2 separate regions of the Homo sapiens genome follow, and region 1 is linked to region 2. The links are chromatin loops, found by intact Hi-C in ENCODE. Cell type or tissue: heart left ventricle. All regions are shown on one strand. Each heading gives the region's core, and the rest is flanking DNA. Links, peaks and the distances in the headings are about the cores only.

Evidence for each region. Peaks named below come from ENCODE experiments on the same cell type or tissue, not always from the same donor. Only the 100,000 strongest peaks of a DNase experiment are listed, where the experiment ranks them.
Region 1: it touches region 2 in a loop (2.1-fold over the local background); 3 of 110 quality-filtered maps call a loop at or near these places.

The regions. Positions count from the first base shown.
Region 1 is chr4:185,743,097-185,751,527 of GRCh38, reverse strand. The region is part of intron 2 of SORBS2 (sorbin and SH3 domain containing 2); the gene reads left to right. Among named protein-coding and RNA genes, the nearest start is that of SORBS2, 65 kb to the left of the region's middle. In heart left ventricle, for the core only: no CTCF peak of the experiment used is centred there; no DNase peak of the experiment used is centred there; H3K27ac peaks cover 740 bases.
Region 2 is chr4:185,843,149-185,851,579 of GRCh38, reverse strand. It overlaps a transcript of SORBS2 not described here. Among named protein-coding and RNA genes, the nearest start is that of SORBS2, 35 kb to the right of the region's middle. In heart left ventricle, for the core only: no CTCF peak of the experiment used is centred there; a DNase peak (open chromatin) is centred at 4,169; H3K27ac peaks cover 5,054 bases.

The sequences.
Region 1 (8,431 bases), core at 332-8,331, 100 kb after region 2:
CCTCATCTGCCCTCATCAAGCTTGGTCAGAGGTTGCCTTTGCCTAAGGATACCTGTTTCTTGCTCCTTTTTCACCTAATTTAGCAAAATGTCCAAGATGATCACCAAACTTCTGTCATCTTGCTTTGTCTCATCTCTTCTCACTTTGTCTCATCTCGCTTTGTCTCAGCCTGTCTCGTTTCGGTTTGCCCTTGGTCTTCCTCATCTCTTGATTCTCAGTGTAGTTCCTAACATCCAAACTGACTTAGCCACCTACATGCTTCTCAAAAAGTTCATTTCGTCCCTGTCCTTTACCTCAATCCTACCTGGACAGTTCCTGAATTTCTCTCTCTTTCTCTTTTTTTTTTTTTTTTTTTAGTATTTAGAGCTAAGAGCATTCCTTTACCATTTAATGGAAGAACCCATGTTATATAACAATTCCTCTATGATTTGTTGAGCCCTTGTTTAAATCCTGTATCATGAACTTTTCGTGTGGTATGTTTTGTCTCCCCAAACAAGGCAATAAACTTTTTGAGACAGAAACTATATTGTAAATTTTTTTTGGATCGCTAAAGTGCCTTATATATCATGTACATTTGAATGCTATTTGCTCATGTGATTTGAATTCCAACTCCTTGACCCACCTAAGGTCAAGGAGAAGAGAGAGAAATGATATCAAAAGGGCAGGGGGAAGAAATAAGGGTTCCTAAGCAGCTTGTACCTTACCCCCAACTTTCCAAATGTAATTGACAGCCAAAAATCTAAATCAAGAGCCCAGTTTTCTTATTCAAATTGTCTGTCACTCATGAGCACTACTCACTGCACCAAAGGGAGCATTTTATTCTCAAACTAGCAATAGAGGTTGAAAGTTATTGTTTGTTTGTTATTTTAGAATTAATGTATTTTCAATATGGTACCAAATAACTGTGTAAGGAGTGTATTAGCCAGCTTAATCAATAAACTTCAGCAAGGATCGGATGTTGGGGACTGCACAGCAGCAATTGATCCACTGCAGAGCTTTCTGTGGTGCAGTGTGAGTGGGACACTGGAACAGCATGTGTAATAATCTTAGCTGTTATACTCTGATGGGTCCTATGATGCTACGGAATATGTGAGTCTTTTCACACCTATGATTGGAGCCACGTGGATCCTGAATGCAGACCCGCTCTCAGTTCTTCCTGTTTCCACTGTTTCCAAACACACAGTGTTGTCGGGATTATGAGCAAATTTAAGCCTATGGTTTGATGGTGATGAAATGAAGCAGGATTTTACAATTTGTTCATAATTGGTATACACAGTGAACACTTAAAAAATCATGCTTTGCCATCCTTTTCTTTTTGCCCATGAGGAATAGTTTCGAAAGAGTTCTTAAGAACTTGCTGTGAGTTACATGTCTAGTGAGTGGCAGGGCAGGGGTGCTAACCTGGGTCTGTGGGACACTCCGGCGTCCAGCTTTAGTCCACTGCACGTAGTGTCTTTCTGCAACATGCAGATCTGAACAGAGGGTGGTATTTGCACATATCCACGTAAGTGGGGACATTTGAACAGTTAACTGTTTCCCCAGTGAGTTCTCTTAGCAACCAACCTTCCAGTGTTTGGTGTTTATAGATGGAAAATGAAGCCATAGCCCCATGACAGAGCAGCAGGAGAGCAACAGTCCCCAAAGAATAACTTCTCATTTCTGTTAATAAGGAGCCTAATGGGTGGACGTTTAGTCAGCATGCATTTTCTCTCTTTGGTTGCATTAAGAGCTGTGGTCTCTATTTCTGCATTTGTTTTCTCTAAATGAGCAACTGAAACTATTTCATTAGATCCATAAACTCCTGGCAAACTAGTCTATCTGGCCCATTCTGCTTTTGCACCAAAATTATTACCTTAAACACTAATGCATACATTGAACTAATGTATCTTTACTGTTTCTTCTCTCCATAAAATTCTACTGGTCTAAAAGTCCATATACCCTAAGGTAACACAGTGTCACACACTTATGTCTGTAATTCTGAGCCAGAATGACCAGGAATCAGAGGTCTGTGTGATTGATTAATTGATTTTCAATCCCATCAGGATTTCATCTTAAAAGTTTTTTTTCTTTCTTGTCATTGCTTAATACAAAATGACGACTCTATCTCCTTCTCCCTGAAGGGTGACTCTCAATGGGATATCAAGAAGGCAGGAAGATCAAAACAATTAAATCTTCTCTGACAGCTCTGCTGTTCCCAGAGGGTGGCTCAGAGAAGGAGCAGTTCCTAGGAGCTGCTCTTGGCAACAACCTCAGGCCATCATCAGGCTGTTGAGCTATGGCAATCCCAGTCCCCAGTTGCTTTCATGCTGACTGTCCCTGCACCTGTCTCCCTCCCAGATGGCTTGGAGCAGCATCCACATCCCAAACCCTCCCTGAACACCACTCCAGTGGTTAGCTGGGGCAATGTGCCTGCCGATCCCTACTGGTGGCTGTGGAGTTCCCTAAAAGGTTCTTGCTATAATCTTTTTTTAAAAGCCAAAACAGCAGCAAGCCGAGCCATACTTCTAACATCTTTTTGGGAACTTTCTGCCGTGCTCTGAGTTTGAATACCATCTTAGCTTGGGGCTCTCCTGCATTCTTCCCCAGGTCCTCATCCAAGAATATTGTAAATGGGGCCCCTCATTCTCAGGTGGAAAGGTGCTTCTTGGAGTAGGGCACAGAAGCTCATCAATAAATGAGGCTCCAGAAACAGCCTAGGGAAATCCTCCACTTGCCGAAGGCAAAATGTAAACCAGCTCTAATCATAAGCCAGGTTTAGCTATCATTTTTCAGTATACTACTTGAACTATCCAAACTGATGAGTGAGTTCACTAACAAAATCTAATTGAATGGGAAAATTATTTTGAGGTAGTTAACATATCAACCTTATTTATTCCTAAAATGCCACTAATGGCAAAACTGCAGATGCAAAATCCGTAACACACCATCTCTCGTCATCAGTGCTGAGGTCCTTAAAATTGCTCGTGAGGCCTCCCTTGCTAAGCTGGCATCCTGTGGAGGCTGCTTTTGCTTCTGTGTGGTGGGGGGGCTTAGGCAGTCCTTCAAGATTTCAGAGCCCTACTTCCCAGCTCGCCTTACTCCAAATTCTGGAAGCAGATGTCAGTGTGGAAGAATAAGATTGATGGAGACTAGACTATGAAAATATTTTCAAGACCATATTGCCTAAATCAAAACCAGCATGATTGAAAATTCTCCCTGAAGAATACGCGGGGCTCCTGGTGACAGAGCCAGTCACACACAGCAACTGCACTCCTCGCACGCCGAGGCCCTGAGCTGCAACTTACTTCATGAAAGCCCAGCCCTACCTGATGAAGCCCCAGTCATGTGCCCAGATATGGTACAGCTAGATGCTAATTTTCTAGTTCCAAAGCAAGTCACCAAGAGCAGGGCTCTCTACCTTACAGTGGGCCACCCGAAAACTTACAAAATGTACCTTAAATAAAAGCAAGCTTTGTTACCAGATTTTAGCACAGCTTAAAATGAGCCAGGGAGAAATGTGAGCATCTGTGGAAGCAGCAAAGACCTTGTTTTTTTTTTGAAACTGAGTCTCACTCTGTTACCCAGGCTAGAGTGCAGTGTTACGGTCTCAGCTCACTGCAACCTCCGCCTCCTGGGTTCAAGTGATTCTCCTGCCTCAGCCTCCCAAGTAGCTGGGATTACCGGCGCCCTCCACCGTGCCCGGCTAATTTTTTGTATTTTCGGTAGAGACGGGGTTTCACCATGTTGGCCAGGCTGGTCTCGAGCTCCTGATGTGCCCACTTCGACCTCCCAAAGTGCTGGGATTACAGGTGTGAGCCACCGCGCCCGAGCAAAGGCCAATTTTTCACAGCTCCAGGCACGGAGTAGTGCAGGCTGGGGGAGGACGAGGAGAAACCACTGCCCTGACCACCATGGGCCTGACTCATCTGTCCAGGGCCACAGTGGGGAGCAGCAAGTGACCAGTGACGGTGGTGTCCTGGAAGCTTGTGCTGCCCCTGAGACAGGGCCCAAGTGCCTTGTCTTCTATGGGGCTCTTCACAGAGGGGCCAGGTACCCCTGAGCACACTGCCATGAACTTGTGCCCTCTGCTTCTTTCCAGTCAGATCACTGACTATTGACTAATGCTTACACTCAAGCGTTTGCAAGAAATTCAAATTACTGGTCCTACAATAAAGTCACATCCCTTGTTCATCGTTTAAAGCCTGCAGGTTGTATTAGTCTGCTTGGGCTTCCATAACAAAGTACCACAGACTGGTGGCTTTGATGGCAGAAATTTATTTCTCAAAGTTCTCCAGGCTCGAGGTCCAAGATCAAGGTGAGAGCAGGTCTGGTTTCTTCTGAAGCCTTCCTCCTTGTCTTGCCGACGGCCACCTTCTTGCTGTGATCTCATATGGCCTTTCCTCTATGAATGCATCCCTGGTGTCTGGTGTCTTTTTTGTGTGTCCAAATTTCCTCCTTTTTTGTTTCGAGACAAGTCTCACACTGTTGCCCAGGCTGGAGTGCAGTGGCATCATAGGCGTGAGCCACTGCGCCCGGCACTCTTCTTAAGGACACCAGCTAGATTGGATTAAGGCCCACCCTAATGACTTCAGTTTAACTTTTCCCCTCTTTAAAGTCCCTGTCTTCAAATACAGGGCACAGGCACATTCTGAGGTCCTAGGGGGCCAGTCCTTCGATACATGAATTTAAGAGGGCACAATTCAGCCCATAACAAGGCTGCAACAAATTTGGTGGAAAATCTGGTAGATGGGAGAAGAAAGTCTCTTCATAAAGTGGTAGATTCTTACAGAGTCTAAGCCTCACACAAGAGTATTTTGCTTGGGTATTCCTCACCATGTGTCAACCACAGGATGCATTTCTCAGCTTGTCCTAACTTGGCCTGGTCTGGGACTGCTAACTCCATTCCCACCTAAGAAACTCTAACCAGATAAGGCCGGGCGCGGTGGCCCACACCTGTAATCCCAGCACTCTGGGAAGCCGAGGCAGGAGGACCACTTGAGGTCAGAAGTTCGAGAACCAGCCTGGCCAACATGGTGAAACTCTGTCTCTACTAAAAATACAAAAATTAGCCAGGCATGGTGGTGCACACCTCTAGTCCCAGCTACTCGGGAGGCTGAGGCAGGAGAATTGCTTGAACCCAGGACGCGGAGGTTGCAGCGAGCCAAGATGGTGCCACTGCCCTGCAGCCTGGGCGACAGAGTGAGACTCTGTGTCAAAAAAGAACAAAAAGAAAAAGAAGAAACTCTAACCAGATAAGAGAGACTACGTGGATCCAAAGAAATCCATCGCCCTTCTGAAAAACACCCCTGAAACCATGCCTTCTGGTGATGTCCGCGGAGGACTTTGAGACACAACTACGAGTGTTTGAATTCTGTCGCGAGTGAGTCCTCTTTCCATGACCTTTCAAGTCCCAGAGGCGCAGAGAAAACATTGTCTCCTGTAAATCTTACCCAAAGGCCCCTTGATGAAAAGCCACCTGCTGCTTTTCCCTCTATGCTTCTGTCACTTTGTTATTCCCTCTATTATTTCTTCTGCTGCTTCCTTTTCTGTAGTTCACAGAGTGGGAGGATAGAGTTAGGACTTTGGTGATATCGTTTGCTTCTCTTTCTGTAGAGACAACAAAAATGTGACCAGGAAACATATCTGTGAGGCTTAGGCTGCCTCACTTTTCAGAGAGGCCAAAATGGCAGTAACAGTCATGGCCAAGAGCAGTCACTGCAGCGATCAGTCACACAGGCTTTCCTCCCCACGTAGCCCGAGGGATGTCTTCAAATCGGGGGAGGGGGTAGATAGGCTTAAAAATGAAATATATCCGTTGAAGAAAACTAAAAAGAGAATGCATTTGTCTATTGCTGTTTTGTCTTTTGGCTGTGGAAATAATATTTAAATTTAAATTCTCTCCAAGTATTAATCTAAGTATTCTACTAAATATAGCTATTAAGTATAGTGTGATTGCTTGCAGTCTAAGGAAATTTGTAATAGGTCGCCATCAAATCAGGATCTGCACCTCGGGTGCACAGGTGCTATGAGGAAGATGTGATGTGAGGTTGGAAGGAGCCCACTGTGGCTTCAGTCCTCCTTGTCTACCTGAGCATAAGTCTGGACCATGATTAGTTAATTCTTAACGCAAGTGAAGCAGGCATTTTTTTTAAGACAACTGTCTAAAAAATATGAACGCCAAAAATTGGAACAGTCCCTGATCTCTCCTTACTTGCGGGAGAATCTGGGAGGTCTAGTTTGTGTTCTTACTGGCCATGTTCAGGTTGGTGCTCCCCTACCACCGGCATGCACTCTCGGATAGAGACACTGCTTCCCTAGTCCCCACTGACAGCACCTGCTCGGGCATCTTTGCAGCATCCCTCCCTCTCCATCCCTGATTAGTCCCACATCCACCTTCCCCCGCTGCAATGGAGATGTACTCACTGCCTGTATGCCCACCTACCTCAGAACAAGCCACCTGCATCACACAGGGAGAGCGGCCAGGTACTGTCCATCCCTGAGCCGGCCCACAAGTGTCTTCTGTTTTCTTTACCCTCTCCTTAGCACCAGCTGCCTAACAAAGTCAGCGGGCAGCCAGGGCAAAGAACAGTTTGGGCGACTTCAATATGACTCTCTCTTCTGAGCCCCCAATCCAAAAGAAGGCTCACCCTTAGTGAATGTGCCTTTGCCAGAGGGTCTTCCCTAGGGTGAAGGGGAAAATCATGTTTCACAATTTCAGGGAAGTCTGAATGGTAGGAGCCAGGTTTTCACATTCTGGTCTTTAATGCATAGTGGCCATTCATTCCATTAGGCTTCTTATGTCATGACATAATTTCATCTCTGAATGTTGGACCATTTGGTGGACTTGGACATTGTCAGTTCATCAAACAGTTTTGAATTTGTGGAAAGTTCTCATTCTGAGATTCTGAACATTCAAAGATTAATCCGATGTGGCAGGCTCATTAGTGCCACCACCTGCCTGCATGGTTTGCAAGATAACATCACTTCATTGTTTGATTTGAGCTAAAGAAGATTAATGATCTGAACAATGATAATTTATCAATATTCTTCTATGAAATTCAACCAAAACCATAGATCTCGTTTCGTGATGCAGAGTCTAAAATAGTCAATGGACTATTTCTAGCCCAACAGTACACTGTAGACTAGAGTAATATGCTGATTTAGTGAAACAGAAACCTGGATCCAAAACCCACAAAGTACTCTTGGGGACCCTGGAAAAGCCTGCATGGACCTCCTACAGTTCAAGTTCCACATGAATGCAATAATGCATACAATGGGGTACATTGTTTCAAAACCACCAGCCCACATGTAATCATTGTGTAATTGAATAATTATAATAGCATCCAACCATATGAAATTTTAGGAAGTGAAAATTGGAGATCAAATAACAAAAAAAGAGAGAAGGGAAGGAGGAGGAAGAAGAGGAAAAGGAGGAGGAGGGGGAGAAGAGAAAGGGGGAAGTGGAAGAGGAGGAGGAAAGGAAGGGGGAGAAGGAGGAAGAAGGGGAAGAAAGTGGAAATGGGAGAGGAGGGAAAGGGGAAAGGTGAGGGGGACAGGAGGAGGAGGAGGGGAGGAAGAAGAAGGAGAAGGAGAAGAAGGAGGAGGAGAAAGAGGAGGAGGAGGAAAGAAAATAGAAGAAGGAGAAGGAGAAGAAGAAGGAGGAGGAGAAAGAGGAGGAGGAGGAGGAAAGAAAATAGAAGGAGGAGGAGGAGGAAAGAAGATAGAAGAAGAGGAAGAAGGAGGAGGAAGAGGAATAAGAAGAAGAAGGAGAAGAAAGAACCAGAAGAGGAGGAGGAGGAGGAAGAGGAGGAAGAAATCATCTGAATCAGGAGGAGGAGGGGCTCACCATCAGAGTCTTAGTTTGCCCTGTCCTTCCACTCATTTGCTACCTGAACCCTCTTTCATGTAGAATTTGTGGGAGTTGGGGAGGGGAATGCAATGTGACTGAATAGATTTTGAAGCTAACAGAGTTCTAAACTACTAGGTGTGTACATGGAAAGGAGGTGATAAATCATTGTGTATCACAGTTTTTAGCTCTATGTTTTCATCCTCAGCAATGAAGGACAATGTGGAAGAAGCCATCACGAAACTCAGCCTGGTTTGGGACTGCTTTTGCTTCCGAAGGGCTATTTGTCTGTTCTTCACCATCCCAGGTAGCAAATGGGGAGCAAATTGGGAAATCTGCGCAAAATTAATAGCCCTATCAGGAATCAAGCGGGTATGCCAGAGAGAGAGTTGAAAACAGTCTGGGTTTTCATGCTGCACCAAAATTTAGTGAGCTCAAAAGACTTATTAACAGCAAATTTCCCCTAAGCAGCATGTTGTCAAACTAGCCTGCCTCACTAGGATGCCACGAAAAAATAATAAATGGAAATTATTGTAAAAATATAATTTAAAAAGGACAATGTGTCTAATAGAGTAGCACTCCGGAACCTCAACCTTACCCCCTTTC
Region 2 (8,431 bases), core at 221-8,220:
TTCTTCAAGCCAATCAAGTTGGCACTCAGTATTAACCATCACAAGTCTTTTACACGATGTAATATATATATATGTGAATATGATTTTAAAAAAATCCCAAAAGGACAGCTTGTAAGTGCAACCCCTTGCTTATTCCTGTCTCATAGAGATGACCGTGAGTCAATCCACCTTTCCTTTATAATCATATTATTATATTTCCTTAAAGGAACGTAAAAGAATATGGAACCACTTTAAAAAATACCTGTTTCTAAATAAACTTGTAAACACCAAATCATGGTCTTTGTGGTAGTTGAAGGTGAATTTCTTCATGTCTGGGAAGATACAGGTTTTCCGAGTTTAACAATAGCCATGTCAGAGGCAAAATATGAAAGATAAGCTACTCATCTTCTCCACTCTAAATGATTTTTAACAAGTGCACCTGGTATCAGCCGAGGGTCCCCAGAGAATATATGTTTTATACATAAATATGGAGATTTATTATAGAAATTGCTTCATGTGATTATGGCAGCCAGGAAATCCCACGATCTGCTGTCTGCAAGCTGGAGAACCAGGAAAGCCGTTGGTGTCTCAGTCTGAGTCTGAGAGCCCAAGAACCAGAAGCACCAACATCTGAGGGCGGGAGATAGATAGGTGTCCCAATTCAACCTGAGAGGGAGTGAATTTACCCTCGTGTGCCTTTTCATTCTATTCAGGCCCTCAACAGATGAGATGATGCCCACACACCCTGGGTAAGGTGGATCTTTTTTATTCAAGTCTATCAATTCAAATGCTCATCTCTTCCAGAAACACCCTCACAGACACACTCAGAAATCACGTTTCACCAGCTATCTGGGCATCCCATAGCCCAGTCAAGTTGATGCATTAAAATTAACCATCACATGCTCTTAAGCATATTTCAACCCGACTCAATAGAACTAGAGTCTTGTAAAACATATGATATACACACTTCAGTGGTTTTCAGCACAGGCAGTTGACCAGGCTTACTTGTTCAAAGAAGAGAAGATGGGTTTTTAATAGCACTCACAAATCAAATTCATTAAGTCCCTATTTTGATGTAGGAGAACAGAGCTATCATTGCAGCAAAATTTTCCAAGGCCAGTGATGCCAGGATACCAAGGAGCTACATGCTGTCATTTGCTTGGGTCTCTCTGACAACCATGAAGACACTGTCCTCTTTCCCTCTAACAACTTGTTTGTAAAATTGTTAGACTCTCGACATATGGGACAAGTCAGCAGAATGTTAGACTTCCTATAATATCTCAGCAAGACTGCCTTGAGAACTCATGGCATGTGGATAGTTCAGGGAGTTGTGTGTTTTTCCCAACTCAGTCATTACCAATTGTACATCCCACATGAAAGTCACTTTAGCATTTTTCCATATTTTAGGGGGAAGTGGTGACTCATGCCCGAGGGGCAGGATGAGAATATAGGTCTCATAGGCATCTTCAAACCAGGTTCGCCTCTGCTCCACATTTGTGCCATGAAAGAGCTTCGTTTCATAACAAGCCAGAGACCAATTCTAAATCAGTATCTGCACAGGCCTGAAGAATTGAAGGCTTATGCAATAGCAGTCATTGCCAGGGTGGGTGTGGATCAAAACGCAACGTAGAAATCCTTACGCCATTGCAAGCAGCTTGTCTCCTCTGCCCCAGTTGTTCTTGTAATTTTAACAACCATATGCTTATCTTCTGTTTTCTGGCAGCCTAGAACTGTTCTTCATTTCTTTTTTAGACTCAATAGAAATTAAGTGGTTTGGCCATCAACATTCCTGTCTGTCGTCTCTCAGTCTTCTGTGAACAGGACCAGATGGAATAAGCTCTTTGATAGTTACACATTCATTGGAATTGAAAAAATGGGCAGCTGATTTTCTATTTTATAGGCAAAGTCCCAGGCCTGCCCCTGTGAGAGTGTGGCCTGCTGGGCTACTGTCTTATTCTGCAACAAGGGGTGAAGCCACAAAGATTATGTCTAAAAGAGTAATCACAGAGACAGGACAGGGTTTAGGCAGAAGCAAGAATTTCAGAGCATGTGAGTGAGGAATTATCTGCACTGGAGTGGACTTATTTTATAATGGGAAAATTCTCAGAATCTCAAAAAAAAAAAAATGGCAGGGAGAGGAAGAGTGGCAGGCGACAATCTAACCCAGTTTGTGACTTGGAATTCATAAATTCTTTATCTGTCGATTGGACAGAAATAATGAAAAAGACTTTTTTCATTAAGGAAAATCCTACTTCAAAATACAATGGGCTGAGCCTTGCAGTGTCTCAAGTCGGAATTCGCAGTGGGTTTGGGGAAGCTCTGGTGGCTCCACTGGGTAGTGTCTGCTCTCTAGAATGGCAACAGGGTCAACAAGGGTGTGCCAAGATGCCAGGAGCTTTATTAGACCCTGAGCAGGAAAAAGCTACTCTTTCAGTCTGATGGAGCCCTAATCTGACAGGGTCCTGGAACAACAGTGCTTGTTTCAGTAAGGGCCAGCTATATAAGAGGTGGTTCTAACATCATTCTCGTGATTGATGGGCATTGTCCAAAATAAACAAAACAACCAACCTTTTCGTACCACCTAGCAGCTGTCAAGTCCCTGTGTCACAGATGTGTCACTACTGTGTGCTTCTTTAATATAAATAAGCCACAGCTAGTGAAAGGGCTACAAGAGATATTTTAGTTTGGTTCATCTCACTGCATCTAATAATCTCAAGTAACTTGAAAATGTTTAGGATATATTATCTATAGAAATGAAACAGTACTGAACCCAGCAGACTTAACCGTCAGATAAAAGGCTCAAACTATGTCAAGAAATGTCCTAGACAGGTATGGTGGTGGCTGCCTGTAGTCCCAGCTACTTGGGAGGCTGAGGTAGGGGGATCCATTGAGCCCAAGAGTTTGAGTCTAGCCTGAGCAATGTATGGAGACCCTGCCTCTTAAAAAAAAAAAAAAAAAAAAAAAAAAAAAAAAAAAAAAAAAGAGATATCCTTATAAAGAACATTTAAAACCTGGACTTAATTCTGAACCACTAGAATACTAGAATCTTCATTTGTGTGACAGTTTTTCTAAGACTTTTTTAAAAGTTTACCTTTCATAAATTTGCATCCATTTGAATTTTTATTTGCATTCAAGTTGATTTCCTGGTTTCAAAATCAGTCACAGCAGTTGTTGACATGGAAAAAAAATTTGCCAAAGCAAAAGTTGAGATGGTGTGTCACAAAGGATTTCATGAACTAAAAGTTACCATTCCTTGTCCAATAACTTTTACTTCTCTTTTATTCCATGATATTAGGGGTTCTGTGGTTAAAGGCACTCAGGAATCCCTGCAGGTTGGCTTTCCCCAGAATACCCTTGAAGCCCAGAATCATCATGGGGACCACTACAGACTTGACCTGGATCCTAGGGCCTTTATGAAAAAGTCATCACCGCGCATCCCCTTCTCTGCCTCCATTCCACTGTACTCATATAATTTCGGGGTATCTGAGACTGCAGCTTAAAGCATCATTCTCAAGGAGTCTCTGAGTCTGTCGAATTTTCTGGGTGGCCCCAATCCCAAACCATGACCTGGGGACAAATTTGGGGGTTCTTAAATTTCTGGGAGAGTTCAGATCCCACAATTCAGGCCAGGTCAGCCCTGCGACTCGGCATGAATGTGAGAAGCCTGCGGAATGCCAAAGGACTGATAGCTGTAATCTGAGACATGCTGTTTGCTCTTTGATGAGACTAGCCATCAAAAACGATAGCAGAAAAATCTCAATCCTTGCCGATGAAGCCAGTTTCTACCTGATGAACAGATCTCCTAAGATGTGAGCCCAGTGCTTCTTCAGTTCATTCCAGGGCTCTAGGGTACAACTTACTGCTTGGAATAACTCATTGCTAAACAGTCTGCAGGGTTTAAATTGTCACATTCCTTATGGAGTCAAGGTTGCTATAATCGTTGCTGCCGTCTACAGCAGCTCTGGGAAGGGCAACAGGGTGGAGTGGAATTTCACACATGCCATATGTCGCTTACTCATCCTGCGAGATCTGGCTTGGACTTGCTGCAGTTGGGAGGAGAGGAGGATGTATGTCTGGATGATACAATCACAGGGACCCCAGATCCTGCGAGGATGGATTCTGAGCTATAATTGTTCACCATTGACGCATGTGTTCAGCTTGATTTTCTGGTCCTGGCATTTCGGCACTCAGCAGTCACCTCCACACTGGGCAGAGTGAGAATTTGGTGCACCAATCCAAAAGATACTGAAGGCATTTTAAAGGGAAACCAATTCAGTCCCTTTTCTCCAATCCCAAAGAAAGTGTCCACTCACTAGGGAGAAATAACAAAATTAGATTTTGATTTCTTATCTTAGAACAGATTGTTTCCTACTAATTGAGGCTCAAACACAAAGTGGTAAAAAGTCCACTGGAGCAGACTTACATTATGATGGGAATACTCTCAGACTCTATCAACACTGAATCTGTTATTAAACACAAGATAAGTGTAAGTTTTGGGGACAGAAGTTATCTAATTGTTTTATCCTTTGCCATGTTTTATTATAAAAAATCTTGTCTCTATCGCCACTCCCGCCACACCAAAGAATCCCCAGGGAGCATGGCCCCAGTGAGTCATGTTTTTATTCTGGATATCCTCATCTACCAAAGGTGTTATCATTCTTTCCTTTCCCTAGTTTTTATTTGACAAATAGGGATTTTTCTCTAAATTTAAATATCATAAATAAAATTTTCAAACACAAATGCCCTTGGAGATTCTGAATCATAACTCCATTCTCCCCCTTCCCCCTCTCTCCCAAACTTTCCCTGGTTTGAATTACAAGCCTAGGGGGAAAGAAATAACAGTTTAACTTGATTAATGGAGCACTCAGCAGAAGCACCCGCTTCCTATTCTCTGCCTTGCTTTCTACCTCATTGAATAAATGTACGCTATTATCTCAGTCTCGCTTCAGGCTTTACCAGTGAAATTGTTCCCAATAGGATTGCCAAAGCCCTTTTGGTTAGCCTTAACCAAGTGATAGTCTCAGTCATGTTTTAAAGTCAGGTTTATGAAAGTATAATTTATATACAGTATTCACCTTTTTTAGGAGTACAGATAAATGAATTTTGAAAAATGTATCAAATTACAGAACTTCCAACACATCAATGTGTAGAAAATTTTCATCTCTTCAAAAAGGGTCCTTGGCCCCATTCAGTTGATTTTCTTTCTGACCCCAGCCCCTGGCAAACCCTGATCTGCTTTCTGTCCCTATAGTTTTATTTTTCCAGAATGTATTATTAGTGGAAACATGCAATACTTAGTCTTTTGGGTCTGGCTTCTTTCACTGGCATGATGCATTTGAGAGGCGTCCATTTGTTGCAACTATCAGTGGCCTTTTCCTTTTTGTTGCTGAGTAACATTCTGTTGTATGGATGTACCATCGTTTCTGTATCCACTCTCCAGGTGATGGACATTTGTGTTGTTTCCAGGTTTTAGTGACCATGAATATAGCCTCTATAAATATTCACTTTCAGGTTTTTGTATGAACATATGTTTTCATTTCTCTTGGATAAATGCCAAGGAGTTGGGACTGCCAGGTGGCATGAAGTTTATGTTTAACAGTATCAGAAACGATCTTCCAAGGAGTCTGTACTATTTTGCATCACCACTAGCAGTGAATGAGAGCTCCTGTTGCTCCACATCCTTGTCAGCATTTGATATTGTCAGATTTTGTTTTGTTTATATTTTGGCCAGTTGAAAGGTGTGTAATAGTTTTCATTTGCATTTTCCTAATGATTAATGGTACTGAGCATTTATCATGTCCATATTTAGATCTGCATCTCCTCTTTGGTTAAAGTACCTGTTCAAAACTTTTGCCTATTTTTTTGCTTCTTTTTTTAAATTGGGTTGTTTGTTTTATTATTGTTGAGTTGTGTACATTCTTTATATATTCTGTATACCAGCCTATTATCAGATACATATTTTGTGAATATTTTCTCCCTTTCTGTGGTTTCCCTTTTATTTAGCAGAGTATTTTAACTGTGATCAAGTCCAGTGTGTTAATTTTTCCTTTTATGGCTTGTGCAATTTGTGTGCAATATAAAGCATTTTTTCTAACCCAAATTTACAAAGACTTTCTCCTTTGTTTTCTTCTATAAGGTTTACAGATTTTTTTATTGTTGCAAAATGCACATAATATTAAAATTACCATTTTAACCACTTTAAAGTATGTAATTCAGTGATATTCACTACCTTCACAATATTGCAAAACCAACATCACTATCTACTTCAAAAACATTTTCATGGCCAGGCACAGTGGCTCACACCTGTAACACCAGCACTTTGGGAGGCCAAGGTGGGAGGATCGCTTGAGCCGGGAAGTTGGAGACCAACCTGGGCAACCTCGTGGGACTCTGTCTCTACAAAAAATTAAAAATAAAAAATTAGCTGGGGGGTGGTGGTGTCCACTAGTAGTCCCAGGTACTAGGGGGGCTGAGGTGGGAGAATCATTTGAGCCCAGGAGGATGAGGCTGCAGTGAGTCATGATCACCCTGCTGCACTCCAGCCTGGGTGACAGAGCAAGACCCTGTCCAAAAAAAAAAAAAAGCATTTTCATCATCCCTAAAAACCCCATACCCACTAAGCAGCCAATCCCCATTCTTCTCTTTCGCCAGCCCCAGGCAGGCACTAATTTACTTCCTGCCTGTATGGATTTGCCTCTTCTGAGTGTTTCGTATAAATGGAATGGAATCGTGTTACATATAGTCTTTCGTGTCTCACTCTTTCATTTAGCATAAGTTCTCAAGGTTTCTACATCTTGGAGCATGTATCAGTACTTCATTCCCTTTTATGGCTTAATAATATTTCAATGTATGAATATGCCATCTTTTCTTTATTCATTCATTAATTGGTGGGCATTTGGTTTGTTTCTACCTTTTGGCTCTTGTAAATAATGCCGCTGTGAGCATCGGTGTACAAGTTTTGTTTGAAGATCTGTGTTCACTTTTTACACAGGAGTAGAATTTCTGGGTCATATGACAATTCTGTGTTTAATTTATTGTGGAATCATGAAACTGTTTTCCACAGTAGCTGTACCGTTTCACATCCCTCCAGCCGTATATGAGTATTCAAGTTTCTTCACATCCTTAGCAACATCTGTTATTTTCTGGTTTTGCTGTTGTTGTTGTTATTGTCATTCTCATGGGTGTGAAGTGCTCTCTTATTGTGGGTGTGTTTTGCATTTCACTGGTGACCAACGCTGTTGGGCATCTTTTCGTGTGTCTGCCGATCATTCGCATATCCTCTTTAGAGAAATGTCTCTTTGAGCCCTTTGCCCATTTTTGAATTGGGTTCTTTGTCTTTCTGTTGTTAGCTTTATAGTTTTGAGTTTTACATTTAGCTCTATGACCCATTCCAAGTTAATCTTTTTGTATAGGGTCCAGTGTATTTATCAGTGTTCATTTTTACACATATGGTTCCAGTCTTTGTTTAGCAAGACTGTCCTTTCTCCATTGAATTGCCTTAGCACTTGTGTTGAAGGTGTGGGTTCTGTTCTCTCCCACTGATCTATGTGAACTGCCTTCCTCCAAGGAAGGGATGTGTTATCTCATATACTCATAGAGTGTACAGTCTTCAACACTGTAGGTTTACAGTGAGGTCATGAAATCAGGTAGGTAAGGCCTCCAACTTTGTCTTCTTTCTCAACATTGCTTAGGCTATTCTACTTTCTTTGATTTTTCATACAAATTTAGAATAAAATTTCCCATTTCAAAAAATAGCTTGCTGGGATTTTGATGGAAATTGAATTTTAATTGGGATTTATTGCACTGAATCTAAGATCTATTTGGAGAGAATGGATATCTTAACACAACTGAGTTTTCTCATCCATGAACATGATATATCTCTCCATCTTTCAGGTCTTACTTAGTTTCATTAATAATTTATAGTTATAACTAATAATTTATAGTTTTCAGCATACAAAGCTTACATGTATCTTGTTAGATTTATTTCTAAGTATTTTTTCAGTGCTACTGCAAATGGTATTGCTTATTAATCTTCATTTTCTATTGTTTATTTCTACCATATGGAATTATTGATTTTTCTATATTTACTTATATCCTGCAATCTTGTTAAGCTCCTTTATTAATTCTAGTAGCTTGTTTGCATATCTTTGAGATTTTCTATGTAGACAATTTTGTCATCTATGAATAAAAACCGTTTTATTTCTCTTTTATTCTATATATATCCTGGGTTTTTTAAATCTAATTGCTACAGCTAGAACCTCCAATACAATAATGAATAGGAATGGTGAAAGTGGATACCTTTTCCTTGTTCCCAATCTCAGTCCTGTGTTAACTGCTGTTTTGCTTTCTCTTAGTGAAACTACCTAGACTTTTGTGACCCCACACTCTCCGGATTCCCATTGAATCATCCTCCTTTTGTGGGGGCCTTTTCCTGCAGCTGCCTTTCAGGGTA